Linked DNA regions of Homo sapiens: region 2 is linked to region 1. A link is an interaction called in ENCODE POLR2A ChIA-PET data of the cell type or tissue named here. Cell type or tissue: PC-9. All regions are shown on one strand. Each heading gives the region's core, and the rest is flanking DNA. Links, peaks and the distances in the headings are about the cores only.

The links. Peaks named below come from ENCODE experiments on the same cell type or tissue, not always from the same donor. Only the 100,000 strongest peaks of a DNase experiment are listed, where the experiment ranks them.
Region 2: POLR2A ChIA-PET joins it to region 1 with 12 read pairs; 1 of 35 experiments calls an interaction of 5 or more read pairs at or near these places.

What each region holds. Positions count from the first base shown.
Region 1 is chr20:17,760,919-17,765,307 of GRCh38, reverse strand. No RefSeq gene overlaps it. Among named protein-coding and RNA genes, the nearest start is that of BANF2, 63 kb to the right of the region's middle. RefSeq lists an enhancer at 1-502. In PC-9, for the core only: no CTCF peak of the experiment used is centred there; a DNase peak (open chromatin) is centred at 1,947.
Region 2 is chr20:18,050,715-18,055,103 of GRCh38, reverse strand. The region is part of intron 2 of OVOL2 (ovo like zinc finger 2); the gene reads left to right. Among named protein-coding and RNA genes, the nearest start is that of OVOL2, 5.0 kb to the left of the region's middle. RefSeq lists an enhancer at 1,111-1,611. In PC-9, for the core only: no CTCF peak of the experiment used is centred there; DNase peaks (open chromatin) are centred at 1,363 and 2,063; H3K27ac peaks cover 1,114 bases.

The DNA.
Region 1 (4,389 bases), core at 316-4,315:
GGGGCAGGGCTCACCTACCCAGCCTTGGCTGGGCCTGGCCTGGAGTCCATTGCAGCATATGCCTGGGCTAGACTGTGGCTGGGGAAATGTTTGAGTCCTGGAGACAAGAACAGTGCCCCCATCGGATGTGGCTCAGCTACTCTGGTATGAGACAGGTCAGGGAGGCGGGTCATCTTCGAAGGCTGCCCCTGCCCTGGGGGACATTCAGGAGGCTTGGGGGTTGCTGTAGAGCCTGATGGACCTGCACCCTTCTTATACCTCCTCACCTCTCATGAAGTCCAAGAGGCCAGGCAGTAGCTGCTATGGTTTGGATTGGTGTTGTTTGGCCCCACCAAGTCTCATGTTGAAATGTGATCCCCAGTGTTGGAGCTGGGGCCTGGGGGAAGATGATTGGGTCATGGGTGCAGATCCCTCATGAATGGCTTGGTGAGAGTGAGTGAGTTCTCACTCTTAGTTCCCAAGAGAGAGCTGGTTGTTGAAAAGAGCCTGGCACCTCCTCCTCCTCTCTCTTGCCCCCTCTCGCCATGTGATCTGCACACGCCAGCTCTCCTTCGCCTTCTACTATGATTGGAAGTAGCCTGAAGCATATGTATGCCATAGTATAAAGCCTGACAGATTCTCACCAACTGAACACACTTAGGTAACCAGGACCCGGGTCAAGAACCACTGTGATCCCAGCCCCCAGCAGCCCCTCACACCCTGTCTGTTCTGTGCCCTGCTGAGGCAGTGCCGCCAGTGGACAGCAGAGATTCACTTTGCCTTTTGCACTTTATAAATGTGGCAGCACCCAGCAAGTGCTCTCTGTGTATTTGGCTTCCTTTGCTCATCACGATGTCTTTGTGTAGAGTTTTAGGTTGTTTATTCTTATTACTGGAGAATATTCCATCAAATGAGATGGATTATCTGTTCATTTATTATGATTATGATTATGATTATTTTTTGAGATGGAGTCTCGTTCTGTTGCCCAGTCTGGAGTGCAGTGGCGCGATCTCGGCTCACTGCCATCTCCGCCTCCTGGGTTCACACCATTCTCTTGCCTCAGCCTCCCGAGTAGCTGGGACTACAGGCGCCCGCCACCACGCCTGGCTAATTTTTTGTATTTTTTTTTTTAGTAGAGACGGGGTTTCACTGTGTTAGCCAGAATGGTCTCACTCTCCTGACCTCGTGATCCGCCTGCCTTGGCCTCCCAAAGTGCTGGGATTATAGGCGTGAGCCATATTTATTCAATGTATTTATTCATTTTATCATTGATGGACATTTGAGTAGTTTCTGATTTGAGGCAACTGTGACTAATGCCACTGTGAGCCTTCTTGATTATGTCTTTTGGTAACCATAGACATGCTTTCCTTTTTTTTTTTTTTTTTTTTATGAGACAGAGTCTCACTCTATTGCCCAGGCTGGATTGCAGTGGTGCGATCTCAGCTCACTGAAACCCCCACCCCCCAGGGTTCAAGCAATTCTTCTGCCTCAGCCTCTCGAGTAACTGGGATTACAGGCACCTGCCACTGCGCCTGGCTAATTTTTGTATTTTTAGTAGAGACGGGGTTTCACCATCTTGGCCAGGCTGGTCTTGAACTCTGATCACATGATCTACATGTCTTAGCCTCCCAAAGCTAGGATTATGGGCGTGAGCCACTGTGCCCGGCCAAAATGCTTTCCCCTTAATTATGTCCAGGAGAGAATTGCAGGGGCATGGGGTGAGCGCATGTGGAGGTCAACTTCCATTAACTCATAGAACATGGTTAGTTTTCTCTTGGGGAAAGGGCAGGCTGTGGTTTTCTAAGGCTTTCGGTCGTTCTCATTTGGGGTACAAGGTGTATGGTTTGGTTGGAAAATATTCTTTTTTTCATATTAAAGAAAGTTGCCACTTCCTCTTCTCCCAATGACCTTCACAGATAGGACTGCCAGAGCCTGGATCCTGCAGGACCACATTCCTTCTTCCTCCCCAGCGCTGTAGGGAGGGGAAGGAAATGGGATCATGGTGGTGGGAGGAGACAGAACCCTGAGGTCCTACTTGGTGCCTTGTTGTCTGCACCACCCAAACCCAGCAAGAGAGATAGACAGAGAGAGTGAGAGACAGAGAGACTGAGAAAGAGCAAGAGGGAGAGAGAGGCCAAGACAGAGATGAAAGACCGGGAAGGTGGAGAGAGATTATGGCTGATAGAAATGCAGAATGAGAGAAAGAAAGGGAAGAGGAAGAGAAGGAGGGAGGGAGAAAGAAAAAGAGGGAAAGAGGAGAGTAAAGACTGGGAGAGAGATTAAGAGAGGAGGAGACACACTGCGAAAGACAAAGACAAAAAGAGGGAGAGAGAGAGAACCACAAAAACAAATTCAGCTACAAAGCAAAAAGGAATGAAACCTGGGGCCTGCGAAGTGAAACCAGATAGCTCTGGGAAAAAATCTGTATCTTCAAATAGGTGACAATTGTGTTTTTCTACCAAATAATTGTGAGATGTGACTTCAATTTGAAAGGTTCACAGAGCTCAACTCAACATAACTCCAAGGAAATGAGATAAGTGAGGCCTCTGGCTACTTCAGAGGCAGCAGGAGCCTTGGAAGGAGGAGGGAGGCCTCCTAGGAGCCAACCAGGACCTTTCCACCGCAGTCCTCAAACAGCCAAGGCCTTCTGGTCCTGCTGGCCAAGCGCGGTGAAGGGACTGGGTGAAAGGAGGCTATAGGAGAGTAATTCTTCTCCAGGACAAGCAGCAGGCCCATGGTGGGTTTCTCAGCAGCCTCTGGCCCAGCCCCTCCCCTCAGACACCTGCCCTGCACCTGTGGCGGCCTGTGCTCTCCTCTTGCTTATAAAGCAGCAACCTCTTTTTACCGCACCAGCCTCACTCAGACAGAGCTGGGCACATTTCCAAATGCCAGGCATTCAGAGTAGGAAACCGTGATGGGAGGGTGAAGCCAGGGCTGGGTAAGGCAAGAGGCCTTGGTGCAGCATTGAAGGGGGCGCCAAGAAACTTGGTAATCAAGATAAATAACATTTTTAGTAATATTTTAAAAAATCAAAATGAATGCAAAAAATAATCCATAATGAGCAAAATGTTAAAATTTTAAATAAAGATGGGATTGGATCCTGCACTGGCCTAATCCTGCCTCACTCACCTCACCCTCATCCTTGCCCTGGTTCCAATAAATCCTAATTTACAAAAATAAGCAGCTGGCCTGCAGGCCGTAGCTTGCCAATTTGGTTTTTAAAAGGTATTGGGTTAAGCCAATCATCTTCTTTCTGGAATCCATTGGCCTGCTGGGTCTCTGGGTGTAACAAGAGGCAAAGACTCAGGTGTCTTGGACACTGAGACTAGCAAGCAGGGACAGAGGTCGAGGCACTCGTCCATGAATAGCTGACTGTGTGGGCAGGAGGTGAGGTGGCAAGTCAGCCAACAGTCCACCAAAACATACATCCCTCCTTATGTGGTATAACATCATGGCTGGGAAGCAGTTGTGCACCAGGAACTACATTTCCCATCACACCTTGCACCCTGCATGGCCATGTGACCCGCTCCCACCACTAGAATGTGAATGGGAGTGAGGTGGTTAAGAAAGGGTCTTCTCCACTATCTTTCCCCATTTTCCTGGCTAAATGCAGAAGACTCTGAAATGGGGAAATGTGGAGCCACAAGATCAGAGGAGAATTTCCATCCCCAGATTAACTTCAAACACACACATTAGACTTTTAAGTGAGTCAGGAAAATACTTGTATTGTGTTAACCCACTGCAAGGGAGGGGCTTCTTTGTTACAGCAGATAGTGTTATTCTGACTCACAGAGAACGTCATGGAGAGTTAGACCCCAGGAAGGAGGTCACAGAGGAGGCTGACCTGAATGGCCCCTCGAAACTTGGGTAAGATTTGGGCTGGAGTCAAGGAGACTTTCCAGATTGGGAGAGTGAGCTTCATGTGCCTTCCAAGGGTCTCACTGGAACCTTCAATGTTTGCAGTAAACTCGGAGCAAACAGGTATGGTTGAGTCTGCAAGGCCTGCCCACTTTGAGGACCTCTTGCTCTCCCACTCCCACAATTTGATAAACTGTCCATCGTGTTGCCTCACCCCTTTGCCACTACTGAGCCTGTCCTTGCTCTCCCCAGGACTTTAAATACTGGAACAGGGTCGGGCCCTCTTTCTGGGAGGCTCCAGGGCTGGTGGCACCATGTTCCTTGCATTGTGGAATTAGCAATCTGCAGTCACAGAGCATAAAAGCTGATGAGCAGAGGACAGAGATGAGAAACAGAGAGAGTAGTGGCTGGGTTGGATTGCAGATTCCAGCTGCCTGAGACCAAGGCTTGCTCCTGTCCTTCCCACACTGACTTAATATATCTCAGAAATGACTCTTTCTGACAGATTCTGCCTCTGGACCAGGCAATCTCCAACTGGATTTCTGTGATACC
Region 2 (4,389 bases), core at 183-4,182, 290 kb before region 1:
GCTGGGGGAAGGGGGGCGGGAGGCACAGTTCACTCCTGAACCGTTAAGAGTCTTCTTTCCATAGTTTCCAGGGGAATTTTTATTTACTGGGGATGTTTAGGTTCCCTCTTTCTGCCTCTACCCCCAAAAAGGAAACATTTTGGTGTTAATATGCTCCAAGCCTCCAGAATTATTATCAGCCATGGCATTGGCAGTTTTCAAATGACTGACCAAATTGCCTGTGACTTAGCACGTTGTATAATTATAAAGTTCTTTCCAAGGCATGCTGAACTCACAATTTCTCTAAGAATTAGTTTCTTTTCTTTTCTTTTCTTTTCTTTCTTTTTTTTTTTTTTTTGAGATGGAGTTTCGCTGTTGTTGCCCAGGCTGGAGTGCAATGGCTGGATCTTAGCTGAGTGCAATGGCTGGATCTTAGCTCACTGCAACCTCTGCCTCCCGGGTTCAAGTGATTCTCCTGCCTCAGCCTTCCGAGCAGCTGGGATTACAGGCATACGCCACCATCGCCGGCTAATTTTGTAATTTTAGTAGAGACAGGGTTTCTCCATGTTGGTCAGCCTGGTCTTGAACTCCCGACCTCAGGTGATCCGCCTGCCTCAGCCTCCCAAAGTGCTGGGATTACAGGCGTGAGCCACCGCATCCAGCCAAGAATTAGTTTCTTAGGCAGTGGGCTCCCAGGACCACAAGAAGGGCAGGTTTGAGCTATTGCCTGGCACAGAGAAGCAACACTCTGCCCGTCTAACACCTGGGGTGTGCAAGGCAGCAGGAGGTAAAAATGCTCCCACCCTGGTGTTCCTTCCAGAATCATCTGGCAGTAGCGGTTAATCATATAAGCTCTGGCTTTGTCACTTCTTAGCTGTGGACCTTGAGCAAGTGGCTCACCCCTCTGAGCCTCGGTTTCCTTATCTGTAAGATGATAATGATACCTACTTGATAGCATCGTGAGGATAAATGAGTGGAGGGTAGAACATGGTATGTGCCCAATAACCATAGATAGTATTCAGGTTAATAGGGAGACACAAACATTATTAACTCTGCTGCAGGACAGTGAATGTGAAACCAGAATTCCAAACAAAGACGTGACCGATTTGAGTGGGGAAAGTGTCCTGATGTGGATTTGAAGGCTGGGGAGAAGGGAGGCGGGTGGGCCTGAGGGCAGTGTGGGCTGAGTCCCGCAGCTGGAGCATAGAAAGGATGAAGCTCTGGTGGCTGAAGATAGGAAACAGGGCTTGCTGGGGTCAGGGAGAGAGTTGGCGGTAAAGAGCTGGAAATGTAACCAGGACAGGGTGAGATGGTGAAGGGGCCAAGCCAAGAAATATGGGTGCTCCTGCTGGGCAGAGGAGAAGCTCTGGATGATGTAAGAAGGAAAACCTCAATCGGGTTCCTCTTTTTTTTTTTTTTTTTTGAGACAGAGTCTCTCTCTGTCGCCTGGAGCTGGAGTACAGTTGCGCAATCTCAGCTCACTGCAAACTCTGCCTCCCAGGTTCAAGTGATTCTCCTGCCTCAGCCTCCCAAGTAGCTGGGATTACAGGCACCTACCACAAAGCCTGGCTGATTTTTGTATTTTTAATAGAGACGAAGTTTCGCCATGTTGTCCAGGCTGGTCTTGAACTCCTGACCTCAGGTGATCTGCCCACCTTGGCCTCCCAAAGTGCTGGGATTACAGGTGTGAGCCACCGCGCCCTGCCATTTGGGTCCCTCTTAACGGCTGTGTTCATGGATCATTATCTCTTCTGAGCCTCAGTTCCTTGATCTGTAAAGTGGAGGACTCAAAGAATCAGCCTCCTAGAAGAGTTGCATAGATTAAATGAGATAGTGGGTGTAAAGTGTTTAGCTTTCTGTGCATGTGTAAACTGCCCAAGAGGAAGTTAGCTGACAGTGACATACAGCAAGTTTTAATGCCCAACATTTTGTTGGCTGTAAGGACATGGGATTCACTAACTTGATCGTGTTGATGGGTGGATCTGGAAAAGGAGTCCGAGGTGCAGATTAGGAAATGTGGCTGGCCCTTCCCAGCCTACCTGCCTTTTGACGGTGTGCCTCAGGGCAGATTGTGAAATTGTCTCTTTACTACTGAGAATTCTGTAATTTGCCAAACAAATAAGGGTGAGAAGATGATGTACATTCCAGAGAGTGTGCATGGCAGGTCCCTTTTGTGCTGGATCCATCTGCAGGTCTTCAGCTGCGGGGTAGAGAAACCCAGGAAATACTAATCACCATTGTCCTTTGGAGGCTTATTAGAAAGTAAGTAACTCTGAAGTTGGCTGATAGTATTCATACGTGATTCTCTGGCTGGTAGGACCCAGGTCCAAGTATGGAGTACCAAGTGAATTTGTCCTCTCACCCTTTCCTATTCTGTTCTTTCTTTTTGTCCTCTCCCATGGGTTCTTCAAAATAAATTAAGTTTAGATTCTTTCAAAAGTATGCTTGGCCTTTTACCCGGCTCTCTATCGAGTCTTGTAGTGGTGCAGATGTGTGTCTACGGAGTAGTCCCCATACCCCCATCACTTTGTATTATTTACAATCTCAAAGGCATAGTCATACGTATCTGCCACCCAGCCCCAACAACCATTAACCCATGGCCAGTCCTGCCCAGCCACACTCCCACCCCTTGCCCCATGCATGATTCTGAAGCAAATCTAGGACATCATACCATTTCAACCATAAATAGTTCAGAATGTGCGTTTAGTGGATAAAGACCAAAATTCATGATCACACCCACATTACCAATTGTGTTCACATTACTAATTGTCTCATAAATTAATACTTTTCCCCTCCAGTTTGCTTAATCAGGTCCACATAATGTCCACACATTGTAATTGATTGGCATGTCTTTTGAGCCTCTTTTAATTTCATACATTTTCCCTCCATCAAGTTAATTGTTGAAGAAATGGGTGATTTGTTTTGTAGAGTCCCCAACAGTCTGGATTTTGCTGAGCGCATCACCATGTGCCTAATGTTTCTCAGTCCCCTAGGTTTTCTCTAAACGGATAGTTGGATCTGCAGCTGCAGCATCCAGTATCACATGTGACTATCACAGCCATAGTCAATTAAGAATTAACAATTAGACCAGGCGCCATAGCTCATGCCTGTAATCCCAGCACTTTGGGAGGCCGAGGCGGGCGGATCACCTGAGGTCAGGAGTTCAAGACCAGCCTGGCCAACATGTTGAAACCCCGACTCTATTAAAAAAAAATACAAAAAAAATTAGTAGGGCTTGGTGGCATGCACCTGTAATTCAGGCTACTCAGGATGCTGAGGCAGGAGAATCGCTTGAACCCAGGAGGTGGAGATTGCAGTGAGCCAAGATTGCACCACTGCACTCCAGCCTGGACAACAGAGCGAGACCCTGTCTCAAAATAACAGTTAAGTTCTTCAGTCCTACTAGCGACATTTCAAATGCTAGTAGCCATGTGTGACCAGAGGCTAATGTACTGGACAGTACAGAATATAATTTTTCTGTCACCACAAAAAGTTCTATTGGATAATGCAACTCTCCCTGCTTGGTCAGCTCTATTTTATTTCAGCTAGAATATGTCACACTGTGGGGCATCTGTCTTCATCAGAGGCACTGAATATTTGGTTATCTCTCTTTTTCTGATGTTAGCAGCTGTTGATGCTCAGGACCTAAATATTTTGGCTTATTAGGTGTTCTAAAACAGCAATAATCTAATTCTGTCCTCTGTTTATTAACTGATGTATTTCTATAGAGATACACTTTGCCTCATCTACTGCTTGGTTTTCCAGTGGCACAGTTCATTTATGAAAGGCAGAATAATGCTGGATTCGCTTTATTTACCTTTATTTGTAAATGAAGATAATCAGTTGTTAACCAGAATTCTCCATTGATGGCTAATTAGTTCTTTCTTTTCTTTCTCTTTATTTATTTTTCCTTTTGAGACAGGGCCTCACTATGTTGCCCAGGCTGGTCTCAAACTCCTGGGCTGAAACGATCCTCCTATCTCAGCCTCCCAAAGTGCTAGGACTACAGGCACATGCTGCTGAGCCTGGCTCTCAATCTGTTATTTCATTCATTTTGTTGTGAATTATGGATTCAAGCCGTTTTTAAAAACCAATTCATTTGATATTTGGAAGGGAATATAAGCTCCATCCCTGACTCCTTTCCTCTTGTTTTTTTGTCTCCCAAGACAGACTTGAATACTCCTCCCCCTGCTCCACTGTAACCTGCTGCCCATTTTCCTGGCTGCACATTTGGCCAACTGACTTCTCTTTTCCACTCTAGATCCATCAGAGCCAGGGAACACTTCCTACTGGGCTCGTATTACCCAGCAACCAGTGCAGTAGTGCCTGGGTCATAGAAGGACATAAGTGAACACAGAACAAGAATTTAGGCAGGGGAAGAAGTCAACAGTTCCCAGACATGAGTGATAG